2 separate regions of the Homo sapiens genome follow, and region 1 is linked to region 2. Evidence: chromatin loops called from intact Hi-C (ENCODE). Cell type or tissue: IMR-90. All regions are shown on one strand.

What was found. Peaks named below come from ENCODE experiments on the same cell type or tissue, not always from the same donor. Only the 100,000 strongest peaks of a DNase experiment are listed, where the experiment ranks them.
Region 1: it touches region 2 in a loop (9-fold over the local background); 18 of 110 quality-filtered maps call a loop at or near these places.

Annotation. Positions count from the first base shown.
Region 1 is chr15:49,230,913-49,238,912 of GRCh38, reverse strand. GALK2 (galactokinase 2) reads right to left here. Exons shown (of 10, transcript NM_002044.4): 4 at 2,972-3,062. Among named protein-coding and RNA genes, the nearest start is that of GALK2, 65 kb to the right of the region's middle. RefSeq lists enhancers at 5,995-6,665, 6,666-7,337. In IMR-90, a CTCF peak has its summit at 3,138 (motif pointing left); DNase peaks (open chromatin) are centred at 302 and 3,152; H3K27ac peaks cover 1,796 bases.
Region 2 is chr15:48,858,476-48,866,475 of GRCh38, reverse strand. The region is part of intron 6 of SHC4 (SHC adaptor protein 4); the gene reads left to right. Among named protein-coding and RNA genes, the nearest start is that of EID1, 16 kb to the left of the region's middle. In IMR-90, a CTCF peak has its summit at 4,459 (motif pointing left); DNase peaks (open chromatin) are centred at 585, 4,455 and 7,885; H3K27ac peaks cover 1,803 bases.

The sequences.
Region 1 (8,000 bases), 370 kb before region 2:
GATTTGAACAAATATGGAAAAAATATAAAACAATTATAATCCAATTTGTCAAGTAGCAGGACAAGAAATATACAATTATCTGTGAGGTAATTTAAATCTCCATGCAGCACAACTCCAGCATTCTGTTATTATAAAAGTCCAGCCCCCAAGCAGTGACTTGTTTCTAAGGAGTGCCTTACTTTAGAAGGTTCTCTGAAAAAAAGGAGTTCCAAACATTCTCAGTTCTGTTTTACTTATGAAAAAACCTAGGCACCAAGAGATGAAGAAACTTTCCCAAGATGACACATAGGGAGACGAGAGTAGGGCCCAGGTCTCTGAATCCTGTTTGAAAACTTTTCCACTGCAGTTAGAAACCTGAGCCAGCAAACCGTCATTGTGATTTAATATGCCAGCTACATGAGAAAATCCAGATGCTTACTACAGTTTATAGATACAGTTTAGCCATATGGTAGCTTTAAAGATAGTCAAATTAGAATTCAGCCACAAATGAGAATACAGACCCTAAACAAGTTGAGGAAACTCTATTTCTACAAATAGGAAAGCCCAAAGAAATAATCAGATTCTGATTTAAATATGGAAAGCTCTAGTATACTTACATTACTTTCTAACACTAGGACACTTTGGATGATATCATATCATAACCTTTGTGGTTTAAGTTTACAAATAAATTCAAGTCTACCTCCTTCTCAAGAAAAAGTACCATAGTCTTTGCAAATTACTCAAATGACTGAAGATTAACATATGAAATACTATTACCTAATTATGCATTTCATCATACCTATTATACAAGGGAGAATTTCAATCAGCTAGCTAGAATAACTAAAATAACAACAAAATTCTGCAAATAAAAGACCTTTTTCCTTAATTTTTTGTCTGTCTGTCCTAGCTAGCAAAATTCTCGCACCACAATAAGAAGAAATTTAGCTGGGTGTACTTCTCTTCCTGATTTCAAGTCATCTAAAAATTTCCTTCCAGATATACAAACAAACTATAAACTGAAACTCTACTGTTGCCAATGCCCTTTCATACAGAATATCAGACAGCTTGTTTAAAAAAAAAAATTGAAGAATACAATATATTTAATATAAACTGATCAAACACAGGTGTCTTGAGTGGGAATCACACTTAAGAACTTATCAGCCGGGCGCAGTGGCTCACACCTGCAATCCCAGCACTTTGGGAGGCCGAGGCGGGTGGGTCACGAAGTCAGGAGTTCAAGACCAGCCTGGCCAATATAGTGAAACCCCGTCTCTACTAAAAATACAAAAATTAGCCAGGCGCGGTGGCAGGCACCTGTAATCCCAGCTACTAAGGAGGGTGAGGCAGGAGAATCGCTTGAACCCCGGGGGCAGAGGTTGCAGTGAGCCGAGATCACGCCACTACACTCCAGCCTGGGCGACAGAGCAAGACTCCGTCTCAAAAAACAAAAACAAAAACAAAAACAAAAAAACAAAAACAAAAAACAACGTATTATGCAATGTTTAAATGAAAATGTATAACAAATTCAAAATGCAAATGGGTATATGCCACATTCTGTAATAGCTCTATGCCAAAAGGATAACATGTTCAATGTAATATAAGTGAATTATTCTCTGAAACTTTCTAGTATTTGAATTTGAAAGTTTCTGAACAGGCTAGCATTTAAATTACCTTTCTGCCAAAAGTTCATTGTATAAGTTTGCTTTTGCACATAAATTGTCAAACCAAACAGGAAGGCTTTAAAACCTGAAATGCTCAAAAATAACACAAAGCAACATGCATTATTTAGGCCACTTTACCCATATGCTGCAAAAAGGCATGTTGTTACAAGGAAGATTAAAATTGCATTTGCCAGGCAAATGCTTCCAAATACTGTAATTCCCACTAATGCATATGATAAGCCAGATGATTTGAAGATTTAAAACCTGCCAATAACTTTTCCTGTAAGTTATTACCATGTGTCTGAGAGAAAGGAAAACACAAAAGAAAGAAAGAAATGAATTCATTAACTTTAAGAACAAAAACCACCACTGTTACAGTATAGGACTACACATTAGAAATAAATTTGATGTATTTCTGTAATGGATGTGCCACTAAGTCCTAGCTGCTCATTACAAAGTTTCAGATAGGACTGCCAGGCAGTAAGGAACACAAGCTCTCTAAAACATGGGTCAGTTTGTTTGTTTACTTTTAGCTCACAAAGGCAAAATTTACTTCTTATTGTCCTACTATGATTCTATGCAAGTCACTACATCTAAAATAATTATTGCAATATAAAAGTGGCTCTAAAAACAGCAAATATCAATTTTCTTTTGGTCCTTGATACTTTTTCAATTATGAGAGTGAAAACATTTTATTTTCTTGTTCTTGTATGTAACATTAGAGATTTTCAAAGTAATTATTCAATGTTTCTTGGAAAATACTTATACTAATACATTTCATTATATCTTTTTTTAATCCCATCTGAAGTAGCAATAACAATACTAGCTACCATTTATTAAATGGCTACCATCAAGCTTTATGTAATTCTTTTAACAACTCTTTGTCAGGATAGCAATGACATCATTTTATGGATAAATCTGAGACTTAAGAGGTTAAATTACCACAGCTGAGAAGAGCCCAGATTCAAACCTGGGCTGACTCTAAATCCTATTACAGTATACCCCTATACATCCCAAGTATAAATGTAAATAATAGTATTAAAACATATCCTCAAAAGTATGTTTAAACAAAGATTTTAAAACCAGACAGATGTTTGTCAGATGCACCTATTTATGAACAGCCAGCTGTATAAAAACCACTACTGCCCCCTGTGAACACCACCCCAAAACAGTCATATCTTCCCCACTCTCTGAAACACAAACTAGCAAAATAGAACAGAAGCATCGGTTAGTACTGTAAGGAGATGAAAAAGATGTAGTAAATAAAATAAATCTGACAGAATACACATGATAATCTCAACTGGTAGTAAGTGCCTTATAAACCAATTTACCTGAATTCCTTTAAGTCCACATAAGAAATAGTTGTGCCACAAAGGCTTGGTTTTATCAATCTGGATGTTATTAGCACTAGTACTGAAGTCCCTGCGAAGACAAAAGACACCATTAATTTAAAATCTGTAGGCCTTGAGCTGCAAAATCAATGGATGACTGCTGCCATCTTGTGCCAACACAGCGATACTGACTCTCCTTTACCTTTTATGTTCAAACTGTGTGTCTACAGCAAAACATCTCCAGCTGCTAAGAGTTAAGAGAGGAAGTTGCAGTGGCCTTAGTGACTAAACTACCTCCAACTGACCCTTTTTATTTCCTGAAACACAGAGGAAACAATATATTTCAGAGTAATCTACAACTATTTTCTCTTTCATGTTGGTCCTTGTTAAACTGGTGTAAACCACATGAATGCTTATCCTCTGGGCCTGCTGTTTGGCACACCCCCAAACTGAAACAAGAGTACTCAAAGCCATCTCTGCCACCCATCCAATTTTACCATCTGCACAATTTAAGAAAAAAAAACAAATAAACAAAATGATGATTTTGATGCATAATCAATTTAACAAAATAAGATTCCATGAGTCTATACTAATGTAAGTTAACAAATGAATACAAAGCTAAATGAAGAGGAAAGAAAAACTCTTTATTATGGTAAAATGCTAACTAATAGATATAGAAGGAATGATGTGAATAGAAAAGTCACTACATGGTAAACTGTATGATAATTTGTTTCAGGAAACAATCATCAATGGACTGTTAAACTTAATAAACTGGCTAAACTGGGCTAAACTTAGTAAAAATGTGATGAGAAGCAAGATATTTACAGTATTTCCCCACCAGACACTTATGAACTACAATGGAAAAACATAGTATCTGGGCCAGGCGCAGCAGCTCACACCTCTAATCTCAGCACTTTGGGAGGCCAAGGCAGGCGGATCACAAGTTCAGGAGTTCGAGACAAGCCTGGCCAATATGGTGAAACCCTGTCTCTACTAAAAACACAAAAATTATCTGGGTGTGGTGGTGGGAGCCTGTAGTCCCAGCTACTCAGGAGGCTGAGGCAGAAGAATCGCTTGAACCCGGGAGGTAGAGGTTGCAGTGAGCTGAGATCGTGCCACTGCACCCCAGCCTGGGCGACAGAGCAAGATTCCGTCTCAAAAAAAAAAAAAAGTATCTGATATGGTTTGGCTGTGTCCCCACTCAAATCTCATCTTGAATTGTAGCTCCCATAATTCTCACACGTTGTGGGAGGGACCTGATGGTAGGTAACTGAATCATGGGGGGTGGATCTTTCTTGTGCTTTTGTCATGATAGTGAATAAGTCTCATGGGATCCGCTGGTTTTACAAAGGGGAGTTCCCCTGCACATGCTCTCTTTGCCCGCTGCCATGTAAGATGTGACTTTGCTCCTCATTTGCTTTCTGCCATGATTGTGAGGCTTCCCCCGCCATATGGAACTGTGAGTCAATTAAACCTCTTTCCTTTATAATTACCCAGCCTAGGGTTTTTCTCTATTAACAGCATGAAATATAGCATCTTTATGGTAGAAAGATCTGACAGATGCCACCTTAATCAAATGATCAAAATTAACACCACCAGTAAAGGGATGTTTTGTGCCTCCTTGATACAATATACTAAGCATACATCCATGGAATGTGGGATTTCCTTATGCTATTCTTGTGTCTTCTTTGAAAGTCAAAAAAAATACTTCAAAATGAAAAATAGGCAGATAAATAAATAGGCTCCTAAAATCAGCCGAAGGACAATGTATGTGAAATGGGAGAATCAATTAAAGAGGAGGAAATGAAGCAAAATTCCCCATATTGACTGAGTGCTCTAATATAACTGACTAAATATCTACTATATGCCAATCATTGTAATAGATGCCTTCCATGGATTATTTTAACTCAATAACATGGATACATTATCTCTTTTAAAATATATTAAGTGGCTAACCACTTAAGCATACAAAGCATGCATGGGAATATAAAGGTAAAAGGCAGAAGGCTTGCCTTTTAAAAGTTCACAATCTAGCCAAGATGACATGAACATAAATAACTACCAAACAGTAATGGCACGTGATAATAATACTGGGTGGCATACGTGGCTGAGAGAGTATTATTTCTAAAAGTCCGCATTTGATAGAGAGAGGACGTCTTCCTGGAGGCTCAAAGAGGTTTAGCTGCTTTCCAAAAATGCGTAGTCTGACTTCAGCTCATCAGAATTTTACTCTACTGTCACTCACAGAAGTTGAAAATATGTTGCTCACCATCAACAAGAGGTCACACAATTTGAAAGCAGATACAGTTATGTTAGCATATCTGACAGGTTCTATTCCTAGTTAAAAGGACATCTTGAAAGTCACTAAGAAAAGAAAAACAGAAAGAGATTTTGAGAGGGGAATATGAACAGAGGGGGTAGGCAGGTATGAGGAGAAAAAGAGGAGGATAGTTGCACATATGTAGGAAGCTACATGAGCAACGTTCCAGAAAGAACTGTGATATAATTTGGATTTGCATCCCTGCCCAAATCTCATGCCAAGTTGTGATTCCCCAGTGTTGGAGGTGGGACCTGGTGGGAGGTGACTGGATCATGGGGGTGGATTTCCCCCTTTGGTATTGTTTTCATGATAGAGCTCTCACTAGATCTGGTTATTTAAAAAGTCTGTGGCACTTCCCACCTCTCTCTCTTCCTCCTGGCTCTGGCCATGTAGACATGCCTGCTTCCCCTTTGCCTTCCACCATGCTTGTAAGTTTCCTGAGGCCTCCCTAGCCATGCTTCCTGTACACCTGTAGAATTGTGAGTCAATTAAACCTCTTTTCCTTATAAATCACTCAGTCTCAGGTATTTCTTTATAGCAGTGCAAGAATGAACTAATATGGAAAATTGGTAACAAGGACAGGGGCATTGGTATAAAGATACCTGAAAATGTGAATTTGCATTTGGAACTGGGTAACAGGTAGAGGTTGGACCAATTTGGAGGGCTGAGAAAAAGACAGGAAGATGAGGAAAATTTGTAACTTCCTAGAGACTTGTTGAACGGTTGCTTTGAAAATCCTGATAGTGATATGGACAATGAAATCCCAGCTAAGAAGGTCTCAGATGAAAATGAGGAACTTCTTGGGAACTAGTGTAAAGGTCATTTTTGTTATGCATTAACAAAGAGCCTGGAGGCATCTAGGGGTATGTGGAACTTTGAACTTGAGAGTGATGGTTTAGGTTACTGACAGGAGAAATTTCTAAGCAGCAAAGCAGTCAAGATATAGCCTGCTGCTTCTAACAACCTATGTTCATATGCGTGAGCAAAGAAATGACCTGAAACTGAAACTTATATTTAAAAGGGAAGCAAAGTGTACGAGTTTGAAAAATTTGAAGGCTGGCCATGTGGTAGAAAAGAAAAGGCCTTTTTGGAGGAGGAGTTCAAGCCAGCTACAGAAATTTGCATAAGTAAAGAATAGTCAAATGCTGATGGCCAAGACAAAGGGGAAAAGACTTTCAAAGCATTTCAGAAACCTTTGCAGCAGTTCCTTCCATCACAGGCATGTAGGTCTAAGAAGGAAGAATGGTTTCATGAACAGGGACCAGGGTCCCACTTCCCTGCACAGGCTCAAGACACTGCTCCCCATATCCTGACCCCTCTGCCTCCAGGGGTGGCTGAAAGGACTTCAGATACAGCTCAGGCTGCTGCTTCAGAATGTGCAAGCCATAAAACTTGGTGTTTCTATGAGGTGTTTAGCCTGCCAATGTTCAGAGTGCAAGAGTTAAGGCTTCGGGAGCCTCTGCCTAGATTTCAGAGTATGTGTAGAAAAGCCTAAATGTCTAGGCAGAACCCTGCTGCAGGAGCAGAGCCGTCATGGAGAATCTCTACTAGGGCAGTACTGAAGGGAAATCTGGGGTTGAATCCCTCACACAGAGCCCCACTGGGGCACTACCTAGTGGAGCTGTGAGAAGAGGGCCATTGTCTTCGAGACTGCAGAATGGTAGATCAACCAGGAGCTTGTACCATGCACATGTAAAAGCCGCAGGTGCATGAACACTAGCCCATGAAAGCAGCCTCAGGGGCTTTACTTTGCAAAGCCTCAGAGGTGCAGCTTCCCAACCTTAGGAGCCCACCCCTTGCCCCAGTGTGCCCTGGAAGTGAGATGTGGAATCAAAGGAGATTATTTGGAGCTTTAAGATTTAATGACTCCCTTGCTGGGTTTCAAACTTACATGGGGCCTGTAGCCCCTTTCTTTTGGCTAATTTCTCCCTTTTGGAAAAGAAGTATTTACCCAGTGCCTGTACCCTCACTGTATGTTGGAAGTAATAACTAACCCATTTTTTATTTTACAGGCTTATAGGCAGAAGGGACTTGCCTTGTCTCAGATGAGATTTTGGACTGTGGACTTGTAAGTTAATGCTGGAATGAGTTAAGACTCTGAGGACTGTTGAGAAGGATGACTGAATTTTGGAATGTGAGTACCTGAGACTTGGGAGGGGCCAGGGACAGAATAATATGGTTTGGATTTGTGTCTCTGCCCAAATCTCATGTCAAATTATAATCCCCAGTTTTGGAAGTGGGGTCTGGTGGAAAGTGATTGGATCACAGAGGTGGATTTCCCCCTTTGGTACTCTTCTCGTGATACAGTTCTCACTTGACTTGGTTGTGTAAAAAGTGTGTAGCTGCCCCCAGCCCTCTGCCTCCTGCTCCACTCATGTAAGACATGCCTGCTTCTCCTTTGCTTTCCACCATGTTTGTAATTTGCCTGAGGCCTCCGCAGCCATGCTTCCTGTATATCCTGTAGAGAATCATGAGCCATTTATACCTCTTTTATTTATAAATTACCCAGTCTCAGGTATTTCTTTATAGCAGTGTAAGAATGGACTAATACAAACTGAAAAGTGCCAGCTCCCACAGAATTAGAAGTATGGCTCAAGTCTGTCAGAAAAAAACAAAAAAAAACTGCTTTTTGATTAGTTATTGATCTTTGCTCTTTCCCACATCCCTATCTCACCTCTCTACCTAGCCTTTTCCTGAGGTTCAAAACCA
Region 2 (8,000 bases):
GAAATGAAATGATGAAGCCCAGCTGCTGGCACAGAGCCTGGCACGTAGTAGATCCTCAGCAAATGTTTGCCAAAAGAATGTGGCAGCAAAAAGATGAAAAGGAAGGAACAGAGGATAAACAGTATGAAATACTCCATTAAAACTGACCCACTCTAAACTAAATAAGAAGAATGAATCATGGTCAAAGAGTGTGCAGGAGAGACAGGAACCAGTGAATGGGGCAGTGGGAATGTAGGAACAGGGCACAACAAAGGATACCAGAAAAGGGCAACTTCTTCTCATCCCTGCCTGAACGTCCCTAAATAATAACTGCTTGCTATTTCTGGGAAGGCCTCTGAACAACAACACTTTTTGTCTTAACATGGAAATGACAGGGTGAAAGGAAGAAAAAAATACATCAGGAAATCTAGATGTTTAGTAACTTTGCCGTCAGTCACAGAATATCTCTGGGCATGTCATTGCTCTTAAGTAAATGATGGTGAAGAGTTCAAAGATTAATGTTGTTGCTAAGGGTAATGGCCAAGAAGGATCCACATGCCTGCAAAGCTCTCCCTTTGCTTAAGTGAAACAGGAGAGGCAGAGAAAATTATGATGCAGCACATTCACTTTGAAAGCCCCTGTTCTGGTGCCTGAGTCATTTGTCAGAGCTGAGCTGCTTGAAGAGGACCCCTGGGGATCCTGGCTTGGGGATTTTGAGAAGGCATTCATGTGAACTGTTGAGCGAGGTCCTGGATGGGAGGTGAGGGACAGAAACAGTCCAAATCAAGGTTTCAGTTTTTTCTTTCTTTAGCCATCAGCCTGTGTATAGGAAATAAGATTGATGCTGGAGTCAGAAAGACTGGGTTGGAATCATAATTATTTCATCATCTCACTGTACGATGTCAGGCAGATTGTTTCACAACCTCAAACCTTGATTTCCTTATCTTTTAAGTGGGAATAATAACATCTGCATAACACATGGAAAGCATAGTTTTCTTTCCTCCCTTATTACATCTTTCTTTCCTATAGGAAAATGGGTGTGTCCAAGAAGATAACTTAGTAACATAGGGTAGTTTTCTTGGCTTTAAAAGTTAATATGTCTCTATCACCTCTTCCTCCTTTTCTGATCTCCTCGTTCTTTCTCATATAGCTTGGCTATAAAAATCCTGTGAGAAGACACTGTGTTCTCAACATACCTCCTCCTTGCACACAGTCCTCTAGTGCTAAATCTTTTCCCCCGACCTGAGCCCTTGGACTGACAGTGCCCGCAAAGAGGTGATGACACAGCTTTTGAATACACAAATAATTATTAATGATTATGGAAGGAAAATCCCACCATGGTATTATCATTTAGCAAGAGGGAGAAACATAATCCATAAGATGTGCATAGAGAAAGAGGGATGCCTAGAGAACAGTGCCTAAAACGCAGTAGATGCTTGGGATTTGTGGAGTAAGTAAAAAAAGACACAGGTGAAAGAGCAGTGTAATGAGAGCTTACAGCCAAGTGTTTGCAGGTTGTGCGAATGTGCGTGTAAAGGCGGGGTTGCAGAGAAAGGAAAAAGTGGAAGTAGGGGTCCCACAGCTGAAAAGATAGACCAGAGACAGATTGTGGGGGGACTTTGAATACTGGCCAGGAGGTCACTGGAGCCATCAAATATTTTGAGCTTTAAAAATATTATTATGTTTTGCTATTCTGAAATTACTAAATGATCATTTTTCTGGCAGTTGTGTCTTTAAAAGTGGTATTGGAGGCCGGGCGCGGTGGCTCACGCCTGTAATCCCAGCACTGTGGGAGGCCGAGGCGGGCAGATCATGAGGTCAGGAGATGGAGACCATCCTGGCTAACACGGTGAAACCCCGTCTCTACTAAAAATACAAAAAATTAGCTGGGTGTGGTGGTGGGCACCTGTAGTCCCAGCTACTCGGGAGGCTGAGGCAGGAGAATGGTGTGAACCCGGGAGGCGGAGCTTGCAGTGAGCCAAGATCACGCCACTGCACTCCAGCCTGGGCGACAGAGCAAGACTCTGTCTCAAAAAAAAAAAAAAAAAAAAAAAAAAAAAGAAAGTGGTATTGGTATTGGAAAGCAGAAAAGCCACCTGGAATGATAGAATTCAATTTAGAGGACATCTCATTAGTCGTGGGCAGCAGTGTAATGTTCTAAATGGCACTGGAGGAGGAAGGAAGAGTTTGGGTCAAATTTGTGAACTAATAGTACTTGATGACTATTTAGATATTTAGATTGATGGAGAAATAGGAATCAGATGTTCCTGAGGATTTAATGAGATATCATATGCAATGCAAACATTTCAATACCTGGCTTATAGCACCTAGGCAGTAAATGGTAGCTATTATTACTATTCTGTGTGATGTGGAGTGATGTTGCCACTAAAGAAACAGAAATTCTCATAAATAGAATAAACAAACAATCTAATAAAAAAAATAGGCAAAGAAAAATGGCTACCATTTATTGCATGCTTACTATGTGCCAGGCATTTTCAGTACTCCATCTGCATTATCTCATTTCATCCTCACAGCAGCCCTAGGGAGTATGTAAACATATCATTCCTTTTTTTAAATAGAAGAAAACACTGGAGGTGAGAAAAATAAGGCGGTTTTCGTAAGATTACCCAGCCATTAAGTGGATGGACAGATTCTACGTCCTGAGCACACAAAAGAACATGGCAAGGCACCAAGAAACATTTGAAAAATAAAAAAGTTTAGCCTCACTAGCAATCAGACACACAAATTATAATTAGACATCATATTTCATCTCCAAATTTCAAACATTGAAAAAAGATAAAATGTGGTTTCGAGTAGTAGTTATTCTTGAACACTGCTGATAAAGAGTTTAGATTCAAACATTTTAAAGAGCAATTTGATCATTTGCATCAAACATCTTAAAAATGTAAATGCCTTTGAACCAGTAGTTTTATTTCTGAGGAAATAATTAGGATACGTACAAAGATTAAGCAATATAGATCATTTTTGTATATTATTTATATCATAAGACAAAATTTAGTATTCATAAGTAGCAAATTAAATAAACTCATAGAATGTACTATGATGCAGCAATTAAAGCTAATAGTAGAAAAATAAGTAATTATATGGGAAAAATATTCACAATGCTGTTAATGCAAAAAACATTATGAAGATTGTGTATAGTATAATCCCAGGTGACTTTTCTGGGTAGATACGCATTATAAGAAGATAGGAAAGACATATGGCAAAATGTTCCTAGTGGTTATTGAGATAACCACTGGATAGTGAAATTTTCTGTAATTTTTATTTCTTCTTGGTGCCTTTTTGTTTTCTAAAACTCTTACAGTGAATATTTATTACATTTATAAAAAGAAAAAATATCCAAAACCTTTGAATAAATGTTTTAAAATAATGAAATCAGAAAGCTGATGTTATAAAATTAACTAGCAAGTTTGTTTCATCCAGGAGAAAATGGCAGACAAGAGAAGCCCAGAGAGTAGGTCTGGGGCTGGGGGTGGGGCTGGCAGGGAGGGGAGGGAGGCAGGCCAGGCCTGCAGGTGCAGAAAAAAACTGCAACTTCTTAGCAGAACCTAGAAAGAAGAGGGCTAAGGATGTCAGGGAGTGGGGGAAGCCACAGGAGACAGTGACTTGCCTAAGGAGTAGTCAGGGGACAGGAGGAAGTCAAGAAATGAGTATTACCTAACAGAGGGGAAGAGCAAGGTTCTTCTGAAGGAGACATCTCAGATGGTCACACACTGAAAAGGAGTTAAGGGGCATGAGGGTGGGAAGATGCTATTTCGCCCAGCAATTAACAGGCCACTGGTCACTCTGGAAAGCTCAATTTTTGTACACCTAGAAAGGCAGGAGCCAGATTGCAGGGATGAGGAGGACAGTATGGTTGACAGGAAGTGGAGATGAGCAGAGGAGACTGGGCTTCATGCTGACAATCCCGAAGCTTCCCACTCTTCCTTTTGCTTGATTCGCTTTTAGCATTAGTGCATTTAAATCAGGGCAGTTCCCACTTTTTCCATCTTGGCTAGGACCCTTTAGTGAACTCTTCATTTTATCAAAGGCCTTTTTTATAGAAAAGGTTAAGTTCCAGTAAGAATGTTTTGAGTTTAGTTAGTGATTAATACACCCTGCTTCTGTAATTGCTGTAAATGAGGAAATCCACATTGTCTTACTCCAAATGTGTGGCAGTCCAGGAATGTTTTAATATTTTCCCTGAATCTAGTCTGTGAATAGGACTGGACTGCTTGGACTACCTGGATATAGGAAGGCCATGCTTCTGGGTCTCTGAAGAAAGTTAAAAAAAAAAAAACCCCAAAACCAGTAAAACCAACTTAAATTAATCCACTTATTTTTATTTATGTTTATAGTTATAAAGTATGCCTACGACTGTCCTGGTGGTATTAATTAGCTATGAACTGAATACTGGCTTGCCTCTTTGAGGTTGTTTCTTCCTAAAGTATGGAGGACTCCCTGCTTTGATCCCATAGCACCATCTGGTGGTTGACCTGAAAAGCTGAACTTTTGAATTTCTGGTTTTCTAAGTATAAAAGGAAAAGACAGAAACAAAACAAAAAAACTGTTTATTAAGAACAAATATAAAAGTAGTAAAGAAGTGTCTGTTATCCTTTAGTAATAGTTGTAATCCTCTTGTTTATGACTACCTAATTCAATAACCAAATAAAAAAGACAGATGAATATGTATCTCAGGTTCTTTTGAATCTTAGTTTAGTACTTGATACCCAGGGCTGGAAGTGTGAGCCCATCCTGCTACAGGTGGGATGAAAAAAATCCAGACTTTCATCTGATTCCAGACATGGGAAGCAAAGCTCAGGCCTTGGTAACAAAGTTACCATATCCCTGAAAAGGCACCCTCTTTTTTGTGACTTGGCTCTTTTTATATATAGTTACTTGTCTTTCTTCTTTCCCTTTAGCTGAAAATTGGGCAATTCTTGGCCAAGCTTTTGGAATTGGTTTTAATCCTGGGAAATGGGCATATTTATATGTGATTCAAGGCCCACCTCTATCCTGTCCCATGACCAACCTAAAAAAGACCATTTCCATAGAGCAACATAGCATGTCTATGAGAGGCAACAATGGAACTGTGAAAGTACATGTGCTCCCTGAAGGTGGTGAGACTGGGCAGAACATCTGCATGAGGTCAGTCTGTTTGTCTGCTGTTGCATCTTGCCTGGAGACAGACAGACACCACTGTTTGTTCTTTTATTTTTGTCCAGTCTTCTCAAGCTGGGTGTGTTGGGGCATGCCTGTAGTCCCAGCTACTTGGGAGGCTGAAGCAGGAGGATCACTTGAGCCCAGGAGTTCAAGTCCAGTCTGAGCAACGTAGTGAGACACCTGTCTCTATAATAAATAAAGTAATATGGTAGTAATAGGCTAATCCAAAGAAAAGCAGAAAATTATGTTGATAGCATCAGCCTATGAACAGGACCCAAACCTCAAAGCATCAGAATCAGAAAAGTTGAGATAAATAAGACATTCTAGAGGTACGCCAGAAGCGTTAGAGGCTGGTTGATGTGTCTGATTGATTCATTCATTTCTGTGTACCCACATGCCGCCCTGTTCCTCAGAGACTTTGAGCTTCCATGACAGAGGAAGAATAGGGTTTCTGTAAAACAAAAAGACTTCAAAGATGACTCAGGACATTGTCTTGGCAGACAAGGACCTTGCCATAAAGTGACTTGTTCAAGGTCACATAAGTAGTGGCATAATTGGAACTTGAACTCAGATCTGAATCTTTTCACGGAGTTCTTTTAAACATCCTATTCTCTCATCGCCCTCACTGGAAGTACAATTTAGCTTTTCTTATTTATTTATTTAGGCTTAAGTATCCTGCTTCTCTCATTATCTTCCTCATCTTCATCTCTCAACATCTCCTCAATCCTAAGAAAAAATAAAATTGCAAAAATTGTTGTTTCCATTTTGATATGACTTTCTATTTTGACTTCATTTTTATTTTTATTTATTATTATTATTTTTATTTTTGAGATGGAGTTTCACTCGTCGCCCAGACTGGAGTGCAATGACGCCATCTTGGCCCACTGCAACCTCTGCCTCCCAGGTTCAAGTGATTTTCCTGTCTCAGCCTCCCAAGTAACTGGGATTACAGGCACCTGCCACCATGCCCAGCCAATTTTTTTGTATTTTTAATAGATACGGGGTTTCACCATGTTGGCCATGAACTCCTGACCTCAAGTGATCCACCTGCCTCAGCCTCCCAAAGTACTGGGATTACAGGCGTGAGCCACTGCACCTGGCCTTGACTTCATTTTTAATTGGACTGGGAATTTACGAGATTAAAAACAAAAGGATTACCTTTTCTTTAAAAAAAAAGTATTTATTTGGTTAGGTTGCTAGCATATTAGTGTTAGGAGATATTTTATCATTTAAGCCATACTTGATATTATGTAAGCTCTCTCTCTCTTTCTTCCTTTCTTTCTTTTTTAGAGACAGGGTCTTGCTATGTTGCCTAGGCTGGGGTGCAGTGGCTATTCACAGGTGTGATCACAGTACACTAGAGCCTGCAACCCCTGGGCTCAAGTGAACCTCTCTCCTCCCTCCTTTAAGCCTCCCAAGTATCTGGGACTAGTGAATTACCTTTTCTTATAATGTAACACAGCTTCTCATGGCTCAACTGGAGGATACATCTCCAAGGGTACTTTTTAGGTCTCCGGATATGAGGCCTGACTAGCAAGGAGGAGACTATTTCCACAAATCACCTAAGAAATAATTTATATCACCTAGTAGCTATAAGAACATGTCCCATTGCAGGGACTCACTGCAATTCTCACTTCAAAAAACTCAAAGACAATTTCATACAGTAGCACTATTCATATGATTCAGAGAAATCACTATTTATTCATTCAACAAATATGTTTAGAGCATTTTCTATCTGTTGGTCACTAAGTAAAGCTACTGTGGAGAAAAATATAGGAACAATATAAAATGGCAGTGTAAAGATAGACCAAATATTTTCCTTTGGTAGGAAAGACATAAATTTATAGATATTCTTAACTGGGTTTCAAAACCGGAATTAGCTCCTAAGTCTATTTCAGGATCCAATTTGTACTTTAAAGGGGCAACTTTATAAGAATGAAGATTTGATACCTTAGCATTGTTTGATTTAGTAATACCACCACACCACCATCACACACACACACACACACACACACACACACACACACCCCTTTCAAATGTGTTCAGACAAAATTTTTAAGTAAAAGTCAAATTAGTTTTGGAATGAGAATATCTGAGATTCCTTGAGGTGATTATTAACATAAGGCTGAGAAACACTGTTATAGGTTCTGTTATAACTTACTGTTATCAGCTCTACAAATTCTGTTAGATGTGAATGAATTGCCTTTTACTTCAAATAAATATGAATTTTTTCCAAGACAATGCAAAGCATAAAATCATGCTTCCAAGTTAGCATAGTTAAACCAGTCCATAAAGACGGTTGTCTCTCCTCTCCTCAGATATCCCTTTTAGTAATGTGTTCCAGGTTTGTTTTCAAAATGCTGAGACCCAAGATACTTTCCCTGGTATTTAATCTGATTCTCCATGCACTCCTTTAAGCCCATTGCCTCTCCCCTGCTTTCCTTTTCTCAGAAAATAGCTGACAATTTTTACAACACTCTTGTGTATATTAAACTGTTATTGGACTTTTCCTCATCTCTCAATTCTTCTGGTTATCCCAATGTTCCTTTGTAAAAATTTGTCATGAGATTTATTGCCTCTGTCTTTAAGCCATCCTTAGGACTCTTTCTAGGTCACCATTAGGAAACTTCCATCAATTATATCTTCATATTGCAAGGCCATATTCTAACCAAGGCAGGAATGATGTTACATATGGTAGGGAGATTAATTTACAGTCCCTAACCACAAGCTCCTCCTTTCAGTGGCAGCAGCAGATTTGCTTACTCATTTGTGATAGTCAGATGCCTGCCCGCACCCTAACTTGTTTATTTTTGTGTGAAAACTAGCGCCTTCCTGGTAACTGTGCCTCAGAAAAAGTA